Regions from separate parts of the Homo sapiens genome. Here region 2 is linked to region 1. A link is a contact called in ENCODE Hi-C or POLR2A ChIA-PET data. All regions are on one chromosome and are shown on one strand. The core of a region is the stretch at or near the end of the contact, and the rest is flanking DNA. Distances in the headings are between cores, read along the strand shown. Region 1 has its middle 65 kb from the start of BTG1-DT. Region 2 has its middle 100 kb from the start of LINC02404.

The links. Hi-C counts contacts between places; a loop is a spot of excess contacts on that map. ChIA-PET counts read pairs that join two places held with the same protein, here RNA polymerase II (POLR2A). Pooled maps may share reads with other maps.
Region 2: a pooled map shows a loop between it and region 1 (4-fold over the local background). The contact joins two enhancer-like sites. A Hi-C loop is called at or near these places in 4 of 50 pooled maps. POLR2A ChIA-PET finds 5 or more read pairs at or near these places in 4 of 52 experiments (CD8-positive, alpha-beta memory T cell, OCI-LY7, T-cell and 1 more).

Annotation. Positions count from the first base shown.
Region 1 is chr12:92,208,360-92,213,815 of GRCh38, reverse strand. No RefSeq gene overlaps it. Among named protein-coding and RNA genes, the nearest start is that of BTG1-DT, 65 kb to the right of the region's middle. RefSeq lists an enhancer at 4,683-4,772. Within about 2 kb of position 3,540, at least 3 of the 41 ENCODE cell types and tissues checked have a DNase peak (open chromatin) inside an H3K27ac peak, as active enhancers do.
Region 2 is chr12:91,976,443-91,982,653 of GRCh38, reverse strand. No RefSeq gene overlaps it. Among named protein-coding and RNA genes, the nearest start is that of LINC02404, 100 kb to the right of the region's middle. Within about 2 kb of position 4,438, at least 3 of the 41 ENCODE cell types and tissues checked have a DNase peak (open chromatin) inside an H3K27ac peak, as active enhancers do.

The sequences.
Region 1 (5,456 bases), core at 2,291-4,790:
CAGAGCACGGTGGGTTGCACATCAGAAGTTTTGTGGACCAGGCCTAGAAGTGGCATACATTACTTCTACTTGTATAATATCAGCCAGTGCTCAGTCAGATAGTCATATCTGACTATAAAGACATCTGAGAAATAATCCAGCTGTGTCTAGGAGAAAGAGAAAATGGGTTTGATAAACAACCAGCCAATCTCTGTCACTCTCAACCTAGACATAAGTTACAAGCATTTCTAACTGGTTTTCTTGCTTTCACCTGTGGGCTCCTACAGTTCAACCTATCAACGTGATGAAACTTAAAACTTAATTCAGATTATGTTCCTCCTTTGCTCAAAGCATGCCAGTAGCTTTCCATCTCCCTTGTTTATTCCAAAGTTCTGATGATGATCTTGAAGCTTTATATGATCTACCTCCCACTCACTTCCTTGGTTTGTTTCCTAGCATTTTCCCCCTTGCTCACTCCACTGCAGTCACACTGATTGCCACACTGTCCCTCAAAACTGCTGATCACATTCTGCCATACAGCTTTTGCATTTACTCTTCCTTTTGCCTGAAACATTCTGTCCCCTAGATAGTCTCAGAGCTCACTCTTTTACCTCCTTCAGGTCTACGTTCAAACTCCAGCTTATTAAAGTCTTCCTTGAATAGCCTATATAAAATGGTACCCTCAATCACCTGTCTCTCCATTCTTTTTATTATTACGCTTAATGTATGTATTTGTTTCTTTGTTTAGTGTCTCTCTTCCAAGATTAGAATGCCTTCTCTCATGGCAGAAAAAATACTGTGGCCGGGTGCAGTGGCTCACGCCTGTAATCCCAGCACTTTAGGAAGCTGAGGTGGGTAGATCACCTGAGGTCAGGAGTTGGAGACCAGCCTGGTCAACATGGTAAAACCCAGTCCCTACTAAAAGATATAAAAATTAGCTGAGAGTGGTGGCAGGTGCCTGTAATCCCAGCTACTTGGGAGGCTAAGGCACGAGAATCACTGGAACCCAGAGGCGGAGGTTGCAGTGAGCTGAGACCGTGCCACTGCACTCCAGCCTGAGCAACAAGAGTGAGACACCATCTGAGAATAAAAAATAAAAAATAAATTAAGAAAAGAATAAAAAATGTTTTATCCTCAGCTGTGTGGGACTAAAAACAGTGCAAGAAGTAGGAGCTCAATAATTATTTTTAGTGACAGGCTTTCACTCTGTTACCCATGTTGAATGCAGTGATGTGATCATAGCTCATTGTAACATGAAACCCCTAGGCCCAAGTGATCATCCCACCTCAGCCTCCCAAGTAGCTAGGACTACAAGCACATGCCACCACACCCAGCTAATTTAATTTTTTTGTTGTTGTTGTAGTGATGAGGATCTTGCTATTTCACCCAGGCTGGTCTTGAACTTCTGGCCTCAAGTGATCCTCCCGCCTCAGCCTCCCAAAGTGCTGGGATACAGGCGTGAGCCATTGTGCCTGGCCAATGAATTTTTTTTTTTTTAATGAATAAAAAAAATGAATGAATCGTTTGGCACATAGCCTGGCAAAAAGTAATCAATAAATGGCATCATTGCTATGATACCGAGCTTTTCTCTTAGATTAGAAAGAATGTTGATTTTTTTTTCTATTTTATTCATATTTGGGTTTTCATGATTCTTCCCAAAAATGATGCACAAATACAAATGTCTTTGTTTTGTGTTGCTATAAAAGAATACCTGACGCAGGGAAATTTATAAGTAAAAGAGGTTTATTGGCTTATGGTCCTGCAGACCATACAAGAAGCATGGTGCCAACATCTGCATCTGGTAAAGACCTCAGGCTGCTTCCACTCATGGTGGGAAGTGAAGGGGAGCTGGTGTGTGCAGAGATCATATGGTAAGAATGGAAGTAAGGGGGAGCAGGGGAAGGTCCCAGGCTCTTTTGAGACATCTGGCTCTCTTGAAAACTGATCGAGTGAGAACTCACTCATTCCTGAAGGGAGAGCATTAATCTGTTTGTGGGGCACCCACCTGCATAACCAAAACACCTTACATTAGGCCCCACCTCCAACATTGGTGATCAAATTTCAACATGAGGTTTAGAGAGGACAAATATCAAAACCATAGCACAAGACTAGTTTCTTCTTCATGTTCTTATCATGCTTGACATAACTCTCTCCATTCGTTCAGCTTTTCATGGTTACAACTCTGCTTCTATATATTAATATGCCCTAACTATAGAATGAGGTGAGAAAATGGGCACAAACAGGCAACGAAGGAAGAGAGTATCTTAAAATTCAACATGCTGCTAAGAAGTGAAAAAAATAAAAAAGTTGAACAACTACATTTTGTGCCAAAAAGGAATAATAAAATATAAAAATCAACCAAATGCAACTATTTCGGCTTAAGTGAATTTCAATCAAAATAGTTTGTATGTATAGTCAGGGCTTCAATTTCTTAAACTAAAGAAATGTCAGTATGTAGGACTAGATATAAAATAAGCCAAATATTGGACCAGATGCAGTGGCTCACGCCTGTACTCCCAGCACTTTGGGAGGCCGAGGCAAGCAGATCACTTGGGTTCAGGAGTTCCAGATCAGCCTGGGCAACATGGCAAGACCCTGTCTCTACCAAAAAAGAAAGAAAATTAGATAAATATGACTCTTCTTTTTCCTTTACCTTACATAGAAAAAAAACTAAAAGCATTTGCAAAATATCTTAGACTCTCATCAAGCTAGATATTTCTTGCTTATATTGAGGAAAAAATCACACTCTGAGAATAGTGTTAATCAAGGGTCATAGGTAGCGCTAGACTAGAAATTTTGAACTGTAAAAAAGATATTAAAATGTGACTTTTAATTAGATCAGAAATGAACTCTAATACTCTTCACGTCTTCAGAAATGACACCTTTTATTCCTCCAGTAATTGAGGTGTCAAAGGGCAATTTGAGGCTACTCGAAAAGATTCAGAGTCTGGTTTTGTTAACTACTAAGCTAATTACTGGTACAAAATGAAAATTACTAGACACCACTGAATTCTTGACAGGTCAAAAAAATATTCTTAAGAAATCCTGGGGTTTAAACTGGTGATATTCAGGCTTTCAATATTTATTTTGTAGCTTTATTTTTTTTATTTCTTTGAGGCAGGATCTTGCTTTGTCACCTAGGCTGGAGTACAGTGATACAATCATAGCTCACTGCACCCTGCACCCATGAACTCCTGGGCTCAAGTGATCCCCCTGCCTCAGCCTTCTGAGTAGCTGGGACTATAGGTGCACACCACTACGGAGAGCTCATTTTTGTATTTTTTGCAGAGATAGAGTCTTGCTATGTTGCTCAGGCTCATTTATAGCTTTCTTTCTTCAGAAATAAAATTCACTCAAATTAGTAAGGGTTTGTTGCTGTTGTATATGTGTGTGTAGGCACATGGGGGAGTAAGTAGGCAGTTGAGAAATCTTTTGCAAAGTCGTCTGTTATATTAGTGACTATATATTGTGAGGCGGGATATGAATCACACTGGTTTTCAAAAAACTTTGAACTTACTATTTCTAGGGCACAGTACTTTCAAAGGAAAGAGCCACATGTTCAGAAACCATAATAACCTTCTCAGAGCACCTGTGCACCAGATATCAGTTGCTCCATCAACTATCCTCTGACAATAGCAGTAAAAACCATTTACCCACACTCAGTGGTCTATTCTAGTTTCTACCATCTAAATGATGGTCGGACTCCATCCGAAATATGAGTTTAGGCCATAGCCAGGTTGACTTGCAGAACACTGTTTTAAAATGGGATCAAGGGAGGGCAATAACAGATCTGCAAAGGAGAGAAAACCTAATCATTCAAAAGCAGTTCTGAGCATGAAGTAAGTAATATGTCCACTCAGAGGTATTGTTAATTTAGGATCAAAGTCTAAAACTGGAGTCCTGCGGACAAGCTGGAGAACAAATTTAGGCATAGGGCTGGTTGAGTGGAGCACCTGGAGCCAGAGAAATGCAGAGCAGCAAGGCCCAGCAGCCCTTCCTGAGGATGATACAGATAGTGAAGAGAGGGTGGAAGGAAGGAAGCAGAATGGGATGGGGGCGTGAACATGAAGTGAACAAGAGAAGTTGCTAAACATTTCCCTCAATACTTGGCCCTGTGGATCACTTGCATCTGAATCCTCTGGGAAGCATGTTTCTGGCCGGGTGCAGTGGCTCACACCTGTAATCCCAGCACTTTGGGAGGCCAAGGTGGGTGGATCACTTGAGGCCAGGAGTTCAAGACTAGCCTGGCTAACATGGCAAAATCCCATCTCTACAAAAAGTACAAAAATTAGCCAGGCATGGTGGCTCCTACCTGTAGACCCAGCTACTCAGGAGGCTGAGGTGGGAGGATCGCTTGAGCCCAGGAGGCAGAGGTTGCAGTGAGCCAAGATCACTTCACTGCACTTGAGCCTGGGTGACACAGTGAGACCCTGTCTCAAAAAAACAAAACAAAAAAAAAACTTCTGGAAAACATGTTTCAAAAACAGATTCTCAGGCCCCACCCCAGACCTCCTGAATTGAATCTTCACAAGTGAAGCCTAGGAATGCAGACTTTAAAAAAAAATGCATTCTAGGCAGCTTTTATTGCATTTTGTATTATTTACTTATTTATTGAGACAGTGTCTTGCTGTCACCCATGCCCATGCCATAGTGAGTGGTGCGATCATGGCCCACTGCACCCTTAAACTCCCAGGCACAAGCGATCCCCCAACCTCAGCCTCTCGAGTAGCTGGGACTACAGGTGCACACAACGACACCCAGTTAATTTTTTATATTTTGTAGAGACAGAATCTTGTTGCCCAGGCTGACCTCGAACTCCTGGGCTCAAGTAATCCTCCCACCTCAACCTCCCAAAGTGCTGAGATTATGGGCATAAACCACTGCACCCGGCTGGGATATAAACTTTATACACGGTCCCCAAGTATCTGAAGCACACTTATATTTGTGTGCTAAGCTCCTTACTGGTATTGTTTTGCTTAATCCTTCAACAGCTCTATAAAGCATGTGCTATTCTTATCCTCTCCCCACAGACAGGAAACTGTGATTCAGAGAAGCTGACTGACAAGGCACAAAGACAAATGTGGCAAAGTCCAAACGCAAACTTAACACATTCTGATTGCAGATTTCTGTGATAGTAATCACTCTAGACCAGAGGTCTTCAGACTTTTTCTACAAAAGGGTCAGTTAATAAACATTTAAGATGTGTGGACTAAATAGCCTTTGTTGCAACTACTCAACTTTGCCACAGAGAACATGTAAACAAACGGACACGACTAGGTGTTCCAATAAAACTTTACAAAAATGGGCAGCAGGTCTGAAGATGCCTGCTGTTGACTAAGCATTGCTTTTCTTTTCTTTTCTTTTTTTTTTTTTTTTTTTTTTTTGAGACGGAGTCTTGCTCTGTCGCCCAGGCTGGAGTGCAGTGGCACGGTCTCGGCTCACTGCAAGCTCCGCCTCCCGGGTTCACCCCATTCTCC
Region 2 (6,211 bases), core at 3,189-5,688, 230 kb after region 1:
ACAAATATAACTATGACTGCCTGCCTGCCTTCCTTCAGAGATAGTATGAGAGTGAACAGATATAATAAATATAAAAATGTCCTGTAAACTCTTAAGTGGTACACAAATATAACTTCTTTTGAACATTGTACTATATTTTGTTTTCACATAATAGTATCTAGTACTTATTGAGAACTCATAACTCCCTTTATAAGTATAATAATAGCTAAGACATATACATTTTATAGTTTTCAGGTTGCTTTTATATAAATTATCTCTCCTTGATTCTTCAATGGTGCCCTGAAAAACATATTTTTATTTTCTCATTTTGCAGTTGCAGAACCTCTGTTGTCTTCTATGTGATGGGATTTATAAAGCTGAGGTAATGGGCAGGTTTTGCTAAGATAGGAGCCCCATCATGTTGGGGTTTTCTTTAACGGTCAAACTTGGTGAATAAATCAGATCTCTGTCTTTTATAATCTTGTTTAAACTCAATCTAGCATTGTAATTTTTAAATGGATCCCAATTCTTCTCATAACAGTTATTGTCTATGAGGTGTCATTATTTTCTCCCCCAAGATATATATTTTTTTAATTTTTACTTTTATTTTTGATACAGGCGATACATGTGGAGGTTTGTTACATGGGAATTTTGTGTGATGCTGAGTACCCAACAGGTAGTTTTTTACCCTTTTTTCCTTTTTTCCTACCCCCTCAGAAGTCCATGGTGTCTATTCTCATATTTGTGTTCATGTGTGCTCATTGTTTGGCTCCCGCTTGTAAGTGAGAACATGCAATATTCGGCTTTCTGTTTCTTCATTAATTTGCTTAGGATTATGGCCTCCAATTGCATCCATGTTGCAGCAAAGGGCACGATTTCATTTTTTTGGCTGCATAGTATTCCTTGGTGTATATGTACCACCTTTTATTTATTCAGTCTGCCATTGATGGGAACCTGGGTTGATTCCAAGTTTTTGCTATTGTGAATAGCACAGCAGTGAACATACAGTAATCAAAACAGCATGGTACTGGTACAAAAACAGACGTACGGACCAATAGAACAGAATAGAAAACTCAGAAATAAAGCCACACACCTATAACGATTTGTCTTCGACGAGACCAACAAAAACAATGGGGAAAGGACTCATTAATCAATAAATGGTTCTGGGGTATTGGCTAGCCCTATGCAGAAGATTGAAGCTGGACCCCTACCTTTTATCATGTAAAAAAATCAACTCAAAATGGATCAAAGATTTATACATAAGATCTCAAAATATAAAAATCCTAGAAGACAACTTAGGAAATACTCTTCTTGATATTGGCCTTGGCAAATAATTTTTGGCTAAGTTTTCAGAAGCAATTGCAACAAAAACAAAAATTGACAAGTGGGACTTAGTTAAACTAAAGAGCTTCTGCACAGCAAAAGAAACTATCGGCAGAGTAAACAGACAACCTATAGAGTGGGAGAAGATATTCACAAACTATGCATCTGAAAAAGGCCTAATACGTAGAATCTATAGGGAACTTAAATCAACAAGCAAAAAACAAATTAACCCCATTAAACAATGGGCAAATGATATGAACAGACATTTATCAAAAGAAGACATACAAGAACCCATGAATATATGAAAAAAGCTAATCATTACTCATCATCAGAGAAATGCAAATCAAACCACAATGAGGTACCATCTCACACCAGTCAGAATGCTATTATTAAAAAGTCAAAAAACAACAGATGCTGGCGAGGCTGCAGAGAAAAGGGATGCTCATACACTGTTGGTGGGAATGTAAGTTAGTTCAGCCATTATGGAAATCAGTTTGGAGTCTTCTCAAAGTGCTTAAAGCAGAGCTACCATTTGACCCAGCAATCCCATTACTGGTTTATAGCCAAAGAAAATAAATCATTCTATCAAAACATTTTTAAAATGAGAAAAAGATAATGGTTACTCTGAAATTGCATGTTGGCTTGGTATTTATATTCTTTTTTGTTTGTTTGTTTTGTTTTGTTTCCAGAGAGCCAGATTTTCATATAATTTATATTCTTAAGCAATCAGAATTTTTATTTGATGATGTTAATGGACTAAACATATAATTAAATTATTATCATCAGAGGCTTGAGCCAAGAAGTTTTATTTATAAGTATGCAGTTGCCTTGGCTGATGATATAGAGACTGGGCTTGGGCAATTTTTATCTGAAATATGTAAAATGGCCTAAGTATTTGGTGAATATTGTCTGGCCCCTGACCAGTGATTTAAATTTCATCCAACAGTCAAAATAAGTCTGCAAGCAGAACATTTCCTCTGTTCTACTTAATTTTAAGAGTTGTGCTTATTTTGAGCCTATCTTATAACTGCGCCAGTGGCAAAACATTTTGGTCGTGTGAAAGACAGTTGCTATTTTGACAATACTATAATAGCTGCCATTGATCAAGAGCTTACTACATGAGAGCCAGCATTCTAAGTGTCTTACTCCCTTAAGTCCTTTAATTCTCATAAGAGCCCATTGAGATGGGGTCTATTATTATTATTATCCCCATTTAACAGACAAGGGAACCGAGTCACAGAAACATCAAATAAATTGCTCAAAGTCACACAGCTAGTAAATGCCAGAGGTGGATTTAGCTCAGGTAATTTGAGTAGAAAATTTTATACTATATAGCACTATTTTACTTGTACTCTCAGCCTTTCTTTAAGTCAGATATCAAGAAAAATTATCTGTATTTGTCTTGCCATAGCAGTGCTGCATCATAAAAAATTGTATATTTTCACAAGTGGTCTAGGTACTATGACCTCCCTTACAGAAATCTAGTAATCTAATAATCAATCTCCAGTAAGCTATTTCCTTGTGTATTAGACATATCAAAGCATGTAAAAGAAATAGGAGAAGTAATTCCTTTTAATGGACCTGAAGATTTACAAGAGTAGATGATCTTTTGGGGAGGTTAAAAGGATAGAGTTGGTTCTATAAGGTCTTAAGTTCATATTGGAGAGGCAATTGATAGTGACCCTTGAATTTACTTCATTTTAAGCCATTATCATCCAGATTTTAGCTAGGTCTTTATCTCAGTTTGTTTTGTGCTATTTTAAAAGAATATTGGAGGTTGGGTAATTTATAAAGAACAGACATTTATTTCTCATACTTCTGGAGGCTGGCAAGTCTAAAATGATTAGGGTGCCAGCAGGTTGGATGTCTGATAAGGGTTCAGTCTTCATTTCCATGATAGTAATTTTTTTTTTTTTTTTTTTTTTTTTTTTTTTTTGAGACAGGGTCTCACTCTGTCACCCAGGCTGGAGTGCAGTGGTGTGATCTGGGCTTACTGCAGTCTTCACCTCCCAGGCTCAAGTGACTCTCCTGCCTCAGCCTCCTGAGTAACTGGGACAACACACAGATGCCACCATGTCTGGCTACTATTTGTTATTTTTTTGTAGAGACGGGGTTTCACCATGTTGGCCAGGCTGGTCTCGAACTCCTGAGCTCAAGTGATCCACATGCCTCAGCCTCCCAAAGTGCTGGGATTACAGGCGTGAGCCACTACACCCAGCCACCATGATGACGCTTTGAATGCTGCATCCTGTGTGTGTGCGTGTGCGCGTGCGTGTGTGTGTGCACATATGTGTGTGCGTCTGCCTGTGTGTGCGTGTGTGTATGTGTGTGTGGATGGGGGAGGAATGCTGTTCTTTGCACGGCAGAAGAGCAGAAGCGGATGAACCCACTCCTGAAAGCCATTTTTATTGCAGAATGAATTTATTCACTAGGGCAGAGCCCTCATGACATAAACAACTTCCATTATGCCCTACCTCCCAACACTGTTGCATTGGGGATTAAGTTTCCAACACGAGTTTTGGAGGGGACAAACATTCAAATCATAGCAGTCTGTCACTGCTTGAGACACATGTAGGCTTGCCTCTAATTCCAATTTTTCAACTTGAGAGAGCTGTAGACCCCTCTACCTATCTCCCAGGACTCATAATCTTACTGTCCTCATCTCATGGTAGATAAGTTGTCTCTGTTTGTCACCACATTCACTCAGATGTAGAACCCAATCCTTTCACACATTTGCACAAGAAATCTAATCTACATTGATTATGAATTAGATTATGTGCCACAAAAATTTATATGGTGAGGTCCTAACCCCTAGTATCTCAGAATGTGACCCTATTTGGAAATAGAGTTGTTGCAGATATAAATAGTTAAGATGAGGTCATACTGGGTTAATGTGGGCCTCTAAACCAGTATGACTGTTGCCTTTATACAAAGAGGAAATATGAACACAGACACAGGGAGAACGCCACGGGAAGATGAAGCAGAGATCAGTGATGTGTTTATACAGCAAGGAATATCAAAGATTGCAGGGAAGCCATCAGATGCTAAAAGACAGGCATGAAACACATCCTTCCTTCACCACCCTCAGAAAGACCCCACCCTGCCAACACTTTGATCTTGAACTTTTAACCTCCAGAACTGTGGCAATACATTTTTGTTGTTGAAGCCATTCAGTTTGTGGTACTTTGCTATGGCAGCCCTAACAAATAAATACAATGTCTAACTTTTCCCACGTTGGGTAGATTTTTTTTTTTTTTTTTTTTGAGACGGAGTCTCGCTCTGTCGCCCAGGCCGGACTGCGGACTGCAGTGGCGCAATCTCGGCTCACTGCAAGCTCCGCTTCCCGGGTTCACGCCATTCTCCTGCCTCAGCCTCCCGAGTAGCTGGGACTACAGGCGCCTGCCACCGCGCCCGGCTAATTTTTTGTATTTTTAGTAGAGACGGGGTTTCACCTTGTTAGCCAGGATGGTCTCGATCTCCTGACCTCATGATCCACCCGCCTCGGCCTCCCAAAGTGCTGGGATTACAGGCGTGAGCCACCGCGCCCGGCCAGATTTTACTGAAGACATTTGCGGGAAGGCATGTCACAGGGAGAAACACATCACACAGCCCACAGCACTCCCTCAGTTAAATTGCCCCACATCTCCCTTCACTCTCTCTTCTCATCTCCTCCATCCTGGATTAACCCCCAAATATTCATATTTAAATTTATCTCACTGTTTTTCCAGAGTAGCTTTTCTCTTCCATTGAAGTTGTGACTGCAACCAATACCCATGTCCTTGGGTTCTGCTTCTAGCACAGACATTAATCAAACAACACATCCGACACAGTCTATTCACTGAGAGAGATGCCTGTGCCAAATGTCACAGTAAAAACATTTTCTAGATGGCCTGCTCTCAGATCTTGGCTCTGCTATTTACTAGCCACATGAACTCAGGTAAGTTACTATACCTCTTGACAATCAGGATAATACAAAGGAAAATAAATTGTTCTACCAAAAAGACAGATGCACTTGTATGTTCATTGCAGCACTATTCACAATATCAAAGACATGGAATCAACCCAGTAGTCCATCAACTCTGGATTGAATAAAGAAAATGTGCTACATATTCACCACGGAATACTATGCAGCCATAAAAAAGAACAAAATCATGTCCTTTGCAGCAACATGGATACAGCTGGAGGCCATTATCATGAGAAAACTAATACAGAAACAGAAAATCAAATATCACATGTTCTCACTTACAAGTGAGAGTTAAAAACTGAATACGCATGAACATAAAGATAATAACAATAGACAATGGAGATTACTAGAAGGGAAGTAGAGGAGGGGTCCAAGGGTTGAAAAACTACTCTTTGGGCACTATGCTCCCTACCTGGGTGATGGAGATTCATTTGTACTCCAAACCTCAGCATCATGCAATATACCTTTCTAACAACTGACACATGTACCCCTGATTCTAAAAGAAAAGTTGTTGTTGTTGTTGTTTTTGTTGTTGTTTTGAGACAGAGTCTCATTCTGTGGCCCAGGCTGGAGTGCAGTGGTGTAATCTCGGCTCACTGCAACCTCTGCCTCCCAGGTTCAAGTGATTTCCCTGCCTCAGCCTCCTAAGTATCTGGGATTACAGGTGCCTGCCACCACAACTGGCTAATTTTTATATTTTTAGTAGAGATGGGGTTTCACCATGTTGGCCAGGCTAGTCTCGAACTCCTGACCTCAGGTGATCCACCCACCTTGGCTTCCCAAAGTGCTGCAATTACAAGCATGAGCCACCGCCCCTGGCCTTAAAATAAACGTTTTTTAAAAAGGAAATGACAGTACTCCATAGCACCCGTCTTATGTTCAATGCTCCCAAAAGCAGGCTCTGAGGACAGACCATTGTGTGTAGATGGCTCACTGGGGAAGCTT